Regions from separate parts of the Homo sapiens genome. Here region 2 is linked to region 1. Evidence: chromatin contacts called from ENCODE Hi-C data. All regions are on one chromosome and are shown on one strand. The core of a region is the stretch at or near the end of the contact, and the rest is flanking DNA. Distances in the headings are between cores, read along the strand shown. Region 1 overlaps PDZD2 (PDZ domain containing 2). Region 2 overlaps LOC124900954 (a long non-coding RNA gene).

Region 1 (5,055 bases), core at 1,560-4,059:
TATCCCATTCATCCACTGTCCCAACTGCCACCAGAGGGACCTTTCTAAACAGCACATCTCATTACTCACACACATACACATAGGTGCACAACATACATGTGCATGCACACACACGCACACTGTAGCTGAAACCCGTTTGGTGGGTCCACTTTGCCTTCGTGGTTGTTACCAAACACATTGGGATGTCATTTGAGGCCCTTTATTATCTGATTCCTGGTTAACTGTCTGCCTCCATCTCTCACTGCTTTCTTTTTTTCTTTTTTACCTTTACCAGTTTATTATATAATAAAGAATACAGATGAAGAATTACATAAGGCGAGGTCCAGAGGGTTCCCAGCACAGGAGCTTCTGTCCTTGTGGAGATGGGGGTGGGGGGGGTGCATCACCCTCCTGGCATGTGGATGTATTCACCCTCCTGGCATGTGGATGTATTCACCATCCTGGAAGCTCTCCAAACCTCATACTCTAGGGATTTGTATGAAGGCTTCATCCTGAAGGCATGATCATTTGTTAACTCAAAATCCAGCATTTCTCCCCTGACTCCAGAAGATGGGGGTAGGGCAGAAAGTTGCAAGCTTCTCATGGCCTGTCCTTTCTGGTAACTAACCCCCGTCTGGAAGCTATCCCTGATATCCAGTTTCTTATTCCCTGATTTGGAGTGAATTCACTGCAAGCTTTTTCAAAGACCATACTTAGTGTCACCTCTGAGCCTTTGCGAGTGCTCCGCTCACTACCTGGTTTCTTCTCCCCTCTCCCACGTCGCTTAGCTTCTACCTTTCCTAGGGGACCAAGCCTCAAGACACCCTCCTGTAGGAGGTCTCTGTGACATTCCTGCCGCCTGCTCTGTCATTAGCCATCTCCTCTTCGGTCTCCTGCGGTACCCTCTGCTGGTCTTCATTCATGCCCGAGCCCGACGTATTCCAATTACCATTTGGCTCATCGTGTCCCCAGTAGACTTTAAGAGCAAAGCCTTTGATTTTTTAAAAATGTTTTATATATTTGGGGGATGGAGGTGCAGATTTCTTCAACACATATATTACGTAGTGATGAAGTTCAGGCTTTAACGTGCCCATCACCTGAATAGTGAACATTTTTCTTGATAGATAATTTTTTAGCTCTCACCCTGCTTCCCCGTTTTCCAGTCTCCAGTGTCTGTTATTCCACTCTGCACGGACAGCCATTGTTCACCTCCCACTTATGAGTGAGAACATGGAGTATTTGACTTTGTGTCCTGAGTTATTTCACTGAAGGTAATGGCCTTTGGTTCCATCCATGTTGCTGCAAAAGACATGATTTAATTCTGTTTTATGGCTGAGGAGTATTCTGTGGTATATACCACATTTTCTTTTCTTTTTTTTTTTTTTTTTTTGAGACGAAGTCTCACTCCGTCACCCAGGCTGGAGTGCAGTGGCGCGATCTTGGCTCGCTGCAGCCTCTGCCTCCTGGGTTCAAGCAATTCTCCTGCCTCAGCCTCCCAAATAGCTGGGACTATAGGCACACGCCACCATGTCCAGCTAATTTTTTGTATTTTTAGTAGAGAGGGGGTTTTACCATGTTGGCCAGGCTGGCCTCGAGCTCCTGACCTCTAGTGATCTGCCTGCCTCGGCCTCCCAAAGTGCCGGGATTACAGGCATGAGCCACCACACCTGGCCTGGTGTATACCACATTTTCTTTATCCAGTCAGCCATTGATAGACACTTAGGTTGATTCTGTATCTTTGCTATTGTGAATAGTGCAGGGCGGGGCCTTCTTTGTCTTTGTTTCCCGTCTTAGCTCAGTGCCTTGTAGGTATTTATTAATCAAGGCCCCAAGAATACTAGTCCTGGGAGATGGGACCCTGAAGTTCCTGCCTCAGTTCTGCCATCCCCAGCACTGTGGCCTTCAGGTTGCTGCGGCCTTTCTCTGGCCTTCTGTTTTCTCACCTATAAACTGAGCATTTTGGTCTGATGACTAAGGGACTTCCAGCTCTGACATTATGCTCACCCATTTCTTACTGATCATTCTGAATAAGAAGGGGTAAGCAAACGGTTTCAGAAAAGGTTTGCAACTAGCGCCGGAGTATTTACGGCAGCAAGATTCTGGTTGGATTGTGTCTTCTCACATATGGGGCAAAGTTGCTGTTATAAAGTTTTATTTTTGGTTCCAGCAGTAATGAGGTCATTTAAATGCTGTGAGACAGCTCCCTTTAATGTACCGCTCCTGTTTTGGTAAATAAATCCCTTCGTTGGCTTCAGTGAAGGGATACATGTGTGAACTCACGCAGTAATTGGCAGTTTACAGGAAAGGGTAACACTCCAACAACATTAGTGCAGAAGTCCATAGCATCCAGTTTTTCAGGGTTTGGCTTTTTCTCAATAGGCTGACAAAGTCTTGTTGCCCTTTAAGCTAATGTAAAAGAAAACAAATGCCCAAACCATCTGTCTAGACAGGGTCTGTTGCAGAACTCGGTCTCTCCAACTGGACCAGGGTTCACACAATGAACACTGGCAAACAGACAGATCTCCCATCTGTGTGAGCTTCTTAACCTCAGTCGCAAGGACCATCATGGAACTGTAAGATTAGCGGATAAACATTCTATATTTGTTCATTCAGTGCTATTTATGGGATATTATAATGTGGTAGACACTGTTCTAATTGCTAGAGAACTAGTTGGTAAACAAGACAGACAAGGTTCTTATCTCACAGCATTTATAGCATACCACAAACAATAAATAAGCAAATCCACAAATCACAGTGTCAGAAGCTGATGAGTCAATGAAATAAAACAGGGTGAAGTGAAAGCTGGCCGGGCAGTGTCATGGGCAGGGGGCTGGTTGATGTTGGGTGTCAGAGCAGGAAGATCTCAGTAAAGAGGCGATGTTTGAGCTGAGGATTGAGTGTCAGAAAAGGGCAGCCCTGCATAATCCGGGGCAGAATGTTCCCAGGGAAGAACCAGCAAAGCATCTGCCCTCAGGCAGGAATGACAGAGTGTTCCATGAGAAAGACACTGGGCACCAGGAGATGATTCAGGAGGTGTGGGCAGGGCTGGTTACAGAGGTTCGCATATGCCACCTTGGAGTTTGAACCTTATTCTCGGTCCTGTGGGAAGTTGTTGGAGGGCTTATGCTGAGTGCATCACAGCCTATGTTTTTTAAACCTTCCCCTTGGATGTTTGATGGAGGATAATGGATTGTAGGAGGTGAAATTTAAAAGGGAGACCAAACTGGAGGCTATTGTGGTCACCCAAGCTAAAGATGCTGGTCACTTTGACGGGGGAGGTTAGGGAGAGGAGAAGGCCAAAGTCGGTGGATCTGGCATCTATTTCGGAAGTAGACTCTACAGATGGTGCTCGTGGTTCAGATGTGGGAGATTAAACAGAAGGAATCAAAGATACTTCACGGACTTTTGGCTTGTGGATCATCTTTAGCCTGAGTAGAGGATAATGCTGTTTGCATTGAGATGGGAAAGCCAGGAGTAAGAGAGGAAAAAAGTCCAGTTTTGATTGTACTAAGGTGTATATCAGATACCCAAGTGGAATTGTTAAGGAGGCAGTTGGAAATATCCTTAATATCGTTATATTTAAGTTGGCCTGTTAGATTTTGGCCAGTACAAGTTTTAGCCTAGTAAATATCAGACACTGATTTATTTTTTACTGAACGTTGCTGTAGGCAAATACCTTTAAAACTGACAATTGTGGGCCCGGCACGGTGGCTCACGCCTGTAATCTCAGCACTTTGGGAGGCCGAGGTGGGCAGATCACCAGTGGTCAGGAGTTCAAGACCAGCCTGGCCAATATGGTGAAACCTTGTCTCTGCTAATAATACAAAAATTAGCTGAGTGGATGTGGTGGTGTGCACCTGTAATCCCAGCTACTCGGGAGGCTGAGGCAGGAGAATCACTTGAACCCAGGAGGCAGAGGTTGCAGTGAGCCAAGATTGTGCCATTGCACTTCAGCCTAGGTGACAGAGTGAGACCCTGTCTCGAAAGAAAAAAACAAAACAACAACAAAAAAAACTGCTAACATTTACTTCTTGTTGCTTGTGTCTTCCTTTGTAGTCCTCTGAACTCCCTTCATTAGATGATCAGAAATTCCAAGGTGAGGAAACTTGCATTAATTTCTTTGGACACTCCCCTCCTATCTCCTACTTTCAATTAAAAAAAAATTATGTTATCGGATAAAAGTGAAAAAGAAGGTCTGTTTCTTGAGTAGTGTAGTTGGGGGCTGTATTACAGATTAGTGATTTCTGCCCTCTGAAGCCAGTTTTATTTGTTAAGTGTTTTGCATGACTTTATTTTTAACGAGTTTTGTGGTTTGGGGCTGGGGGCAGGCAAGTGGAGTGGAAATGTGGGTGCTCTTGATGGAAAGTGTCTTGAACTCTTCTGTCAGTATATATATATATACATTTGAGCTGATATTGTATTCCCATGAACATCGTTTTGCATGTTTCTTGTCACATGTCCTACTTCTAAAAGTATTTAAAAATTAGAAAGGAATGTACCTAGTATTGTCACATCCTTTGTTAACCATACTTACATGTTTTGTTTAACAAAGAGGAGGGGAAAAGGAGAAAAGAATGGTGGTGTAAACTAGTAAGGGGGATGGATAGGTTTTTACTAATTTGCGCTAAAACCCAAATAGATTTTCTTATTTCTGGACTCTAAGAATGGTCCTTGTTGCTCTTGGGAAAGAGGTTCACAGCTTTTCTGTCCTGGGGGAGGAAGAAACACTCATCTTCTAGACCCCAGCAGCCAGAGCATATCTTCCACGGAAAAAAACAGCCAGCATCCTTCTCTCAAGTGTGCCTCTTCCATGGAAAAAAAAAAAAAAAGCCACCATCCTACTCTCGCGTGTGCCGTGAGGCCGCCACAGGGCTGCTCCCTATGCTGGCGTGGGAGGCCCAGAAAGCCAGGACAACATCCAGTCAGCACATCCCTGATTCTGTTCTTTTCAATGGTATCCACTAGGCCATCGGGCCCCATTGGAAGTGTTGAAAGTTGCCATCTTGGTGGTTGCACTGCTCCTCAAGGATGGCTTTTTGGAAGTAGTAGAGCCATGAGAGACTTCGAAGGCCAGGG
Region 2 (5,055 bases), core at 1,317-3,816, 550 kb after region 1:
AGAGTGAAACTCTGTCTCAAAAAAAAAAAAGAAAAAAGATAAAAAGCGTGTGTGATGAGAAGATCTGGGGGCTAGGGTGGTGGTGTGGTAATGGGGTGATTTAAAAAAACCTTTTGACTGGAGATCTAGAATTCGAACTAAGCCAGGAACACATCCTCATCTATAGTGCTTCCAGGGCATCCATGTGACAGTTTGAATTGTATTCCCTCAAAATGAATATGTTGAAGTCCTAATCCCCAGTACCTCAGAATGTGATCTTTGCAGAGGTCATCAGATCACTAGGGTGGGCCTTTGTCCCATATGCCTGGTGTCCTTATAAAAAGGGGAATTTGGAGACAGACAGGTACACAGGGAGACTGTCATCTGAACACGAAGATGGCCATCTATAAGCCAAGGAGAGAGACCTCGACAGATCCTTCCCTCATAGCCCTTAGATGGAACCAACACTCCTGATATTTTGATTTTGGACTTCTAACCTCCAGAACTATGAAACAAGAAGTTCTGGGCTGGGTGCAGCCTGACCAACATAGTGAAACCTCCCTCTACTAAAAATACAAAAAATTAGCCAGGCGTGGTCGTGGGTGCCTGTAATCCCAGCTACTCGGGAGGCTGAGGCAGGAGAATCTCTTGAACCTAGGCAGCAGAGGTTGCAGTGAGCCGAGACCATGTCATTGCACTCCAGCTTGGGCAATAAGAGTGAAACTCCATCTCAAAAAAAAAAAACAAACAAAAAAAACAGTTCCTTTTGTTTAGGCCAGGGGCCCTCAACCCCAGAGCCATAGAACAGTACCATAGGCCAGTTAGGAACTGGGCTGCACTGCAGGAGGTGAGCAGTGGGCAAGCGAACACTACTGCCTGAGCTCCGCCTCCTGTCAGATCAGAGCTGGCATTAGATTCTCATAAAAGCACAAACCCTATTGTGAGCTGCGCATGTGAGGGATCTAGGTTGTGGGCTCCTTATGAGACTCTAATGCCTGATGATCTGTCACTGTCTCCCATCATCCCCAGATGGGACTGTCTAGTTGCAGGAAAACAAGCTCAGGGCTCCCACGGATTCTACATTATGGTGAGTTGTATAATTATTTCATTAAATATTACAATGTTATAATAATAGAAATAAAGTGCACAATAAATGTAATGTGCTTGAATCATCCTGAAACTGCCCCCCCCCTTCCCTGCTGCCCCCGATCCGGGTCCATGGAAAAATTGTCTCCCATGAAACTTGTCCCCCTGGTGCCAAAAATGTTGGGGACCACTGGTTTAGGCCACCCGGTTTGCAGTACTTTGTTAGAGTGGCCCTGGCAAACTTAAAAACCCTGACTTTCTCACTTCTCTTGCACCCTCCAAGGTACCAGCCCCATGCTCCTACCCAGTATGCACCTGGCTCTCCCTTGTGTTTCCTGATCTCCAGGTGGTCTCTTTGCAGTGTTTTGAAAGCTCTTTTGATAGTATCTCTTTCTTGTCATGAAGCCTCCTGGATTCCACAGAGAAAATGTGCTCTCCACTGTTGTGTCTGGGCAGAAAACCCCCATAATTATTAAATCCATTCCCTACAACATTATATGGGGTTTTATAAGTCATTCATAAACATACAATATTTTAATTCTGCTGCCATATGTTTTGTATAAATAGTCATGTTTATTTACAAAAGAATGTTCTATTTAGCTGTCAACCCATGGATGGCAGAAAAAATGTTTCATATTTGTGTGTGTGTGTGTGTGTGTGTGTGCGTGTTTAAAGCACCAAACATAATATCCAATGATTTTTGTTATGACACACATGTTCTTTCAGGATAGTGTGTGATAATCAAGTTGTGCTTTTATTTATTCAACTGACATTTGAATCACTTTCCCTGTACCTAACTATCCCACCATGGGCTGTCGTTACTAATCTGAATTTAAAGAGGTCCCTGGTGTCAAGGAGAGCCTGGCTGATTGTGAGAGAGGCAGACAATACAAGTGAAGAAATAGTGTAGCTATGATGGAGACATGAGATAGTGGGATGACTCACAGTGATGCTTTATGAAACCCAAGGGCCACAAAGCTTCAGGAAGTAGGGAAGCAGGAAATGAACTACCAGGATGCAGACTTGCTCTTCATCCCTCATTTTCCCATTTCACACTTTCTTTTTTTTCTTTTTTTGAGACAGAATCTCACTCTGTCACCCAGGCTGGAGTGTAGTGGTGTGATCTTGGCTCACTGCAACCTCTGCCTCCTGGGTTAAAGCGATTCTCCTGCCTCAGCCTCTTGAGTAGCTGCAACTATAGGCACGCGTGGCCGCACCCAGCTAATTTTTTTATTTTTAGTAGAGATGAGGTTTCACCATGTTGGCCAGGCTTGTCTCGAACTCCTGACCTCAAGCGATCCTCCTGCCTCTGCCTGCCAAAGTGCTGGGATTACAGGTGTGAGCCACCGCACCTGGCCCCATTTCACACCTTCTTCCCTCTGTGGCTTCTCTCTATTTCTAGGGAGAAACATGACAGAAGTCAGCTGCTCTAGAATCAACAGACTCCTCTCCAGTTGGCATCCCACCATACAGCGGTGGCGTCATACGTTCATACATATGCTGCAGCCAAAGGGGGAGGCTCATCAACCCAGGAGGCACCCACAGGTGCCTCTCAGAGGTGATGAAAGAGGAAGTGGGGGCAGGCAGAGGTAATGGTTGTAATTTGAGTCACTTCTGTTAACTGTACCCACTTTTAGACAGCTTAATCCACTTTGACTCTGGAAAAGTGTGAACAGAAACCTTGCTGGGTTTGGAGGAGAGACAGCCTCCCACTGCTCTTCCCAGGGGAGTCCTGGAACAGGCTGCCGTGGAGGCTCAGGGCAGGCCTGGAGATGTGGCGCTGGTTCAAGGCCAGACCCGGCTGTGTCAAATTTGGATGGACTAGGAAAAGTTCCTGTACAGAAATAACAGAGACTGGAGATTATGTGTGGGAATTATTCTACTCTTATCCTGAGTATGTCTGTACTTCAATCCTGGTGCTCACTTCAAGAAAGAGGAGGATGGGGTTGCCGTTGCTCTCAAGAAAGAGGAGGATGGGGTTGCCATTGCTCTAGCAGACTACTGTTACTCCCAGAAGCTCACTTAAAGGTTCCATTTCCATAACCAATTACAGAGCAAATGCTTTTTCATAGGAATTGGTCTTTGCGGGGTTGACATTTCAGGTTGCAAAGACCCCGAAGCTTTAGGAAAGCTGAACTTTGCCGTTGAGAAATTTAGGAGGGTAGAAATTGCAACACTATCTTAGCTGCAATTAGCTGGCATTTCTGCCAAGCGCTAATACATATTTCACCCTAACTTCCAGTGAAGGACGACATTGATAAGAATATTTGGGGAGTAGCTGTGAAAGTTCATCTGGTTTTAATAGGGAAACATTGTCCTTTTCTCTGCTGATTGGAGAGCAGGTCAGGCATGAAACTGGCCTCACCCAGGAAAGACTCACATGGTTCATTCTCTCTCCAGGAATGGTAGGGAAAGCACGTGTTTTGAAACACTGGGTTTTCCCTGGCCCGGGAGAAAGTGGATCAAAAGAATCGCTGTTTTCTCCGCTGTTGTTTGGGTTCTCTAGTTTGAAAGGGTCATGGTGGTGTCTCCTGATGGGCCATTAAAGGCAATGTTGAGGAGAATAGAGAAAATACATGAAGAAAGAATAAGGAAAATTGGACATTTGGTAGAAAAGCCCAGGATTCTCTGGAGAAACGTTGGAGGTAGTGCCGAGAGAGTCTGCTGCACCAGAGGTGCCCCACCAGGGGCCCCACCAGGGGACTCTTTAAAAGAATGTTCTTGAGCTAAATTCCTGCCAACCTTCCCATGTAGCTGGTGCAATTTTCACTCCATATTCTGCTTTCTTTATTTTCTACCGCAACTGAATTCTGAGTTCCTAATCCACTGGGACTCACACTTAATAGCCTGTCTATCTACTGGCATTTGTTTGCATTGTACAAGTACAACCAAAGGCTATAGGCTTTTGGGAGCCACAGTCAGGAAGAAGTCTATCTGTCTGTCTCTCTGTTCTTTAGACTTCAGTCTTCTTACACCCTTTCCAAATGGCAACGGGCACAAAATGGCCTATCTGCTGGAAGTGGGCAATGAGCAAAAGAGACACATACATGGAAACAATGAGTTAAGAATTTAAAATATTATTCTGCACACACGTAAGTGGGAACTTCATGTCCTCTGTTCAGAAGTAAAGCAGTTGGAACCTCTGGAATCAGAATCATCTGTGCATTTGCTAAAAATATAGATTCTTGTGCCCTACCCAAATTCTGCACCCGAAAATTCTGATTCTGCCTGAATCAGAATCTTTCCAGGCAATTCTTATGTGCATCAAAGCTTGAGAGTTGCCTAGACGCAGCCTCAGCTGAACCATCTACTGTGTTTTAATACTGAGTTGTGCTTGTTCTCAAGCTGGTTCAGAGCACTTTAATGTGCATTCAAATCATGCTGAGGTCTTGTTAAGTTAGGTGGTGGGACGTGAGATTCTGCATGTCTAACAAACGCTTGGGTGATGCTGCCACTGCTGGTTGGAGGACCACCCCTTGGGTGGCAAAGTGCTAGAGAGACTATTTTTATTTCCTTTGCACTCCTGTGAGGCCATCTTGAGGCTTCTCAAGTCCCTGGGGCCAGTGATTTGCTTGCACTGGGATTGGAGATTGCTGCACCCTCATGGGTACTGTGCTTTGTTGACTGGGCTCTATCTCATGCTCATCCAGATTTACCCTGCCTTCCTGCTTCCCCTTCCATCTCCTCAGCCAACACCCCTATTCCCACCCTCACTCTTCTACCCCCACTCTGCCTAAGGGGCAGCCCTGCTGCCATAGCCTGGTCTTCCTCACACTGTGGGTCTACTCTGACTATAGATACATAATTGAATATCTTTAGATAATCTTCAGATTTGCTAGTATGATAAAGTCCTTCTTCCTCCTAGGAGAAAAGGGGAAGTGGGACTCGAAGCAAGCATGTAAAATTGAGTCAGGAGTTCTTTTTTCTCTTTAGGGCCACCATCAGTGGGTGGCCCCAGTGTAATGGAATGGAGTGGAAGATGTTACCATT

What was found. Hi-C counts contacts between places; a loop is a spot of excess contacts on that map. Pooled maps may share reads with other maps.
Region 2: a loop to region 1 is called in a map with no recorded cell type, with 12 times the contacts of the local background. The contact joins two enhancer-like sites. A Hi-C loop is called at or near these places in 8 of 37 single-sample maps with no recorded cell type and 3 of 50 pooled maps.

Annotation. Positions count from the first base shown.
Region 1 is chr5:31,988,072-31,993,126 of GRCh38, forward strand. The region is part of intron 3 of PDZD2 (PDZ domain containing 2); the gene reads left to right. Among named protein-coding and RNA genes, the nearest start is that of MIR4279, 54 kb to the left of the region's middle. Within about 2 kb of position 2,810, at least 2 of the 41 ENCODE cell types and tissues checked have a DNase peak (open chromatin) inside an H3K27ac peak, as active enhancers do.
Region 2 is chr5:32,535,630-32,540,684 of GRCh38, forward strand. The region is part of intron 4 of LOC124900954 (a long non-coding RNA gene); the gene reads left to right. Among named protein-coding and RNA genes, the nearest start is that of SUB1, 47 kb to the right of the region's middle. RefSeq lists an enhancer at 2,280-2,489. Within about 2 kb of position 2,567, at least 4 of the 41 ENCODE cell types and tissues checked have a DNase peak (open chromatin) inside an H3K27ac peak, as active enhancers do.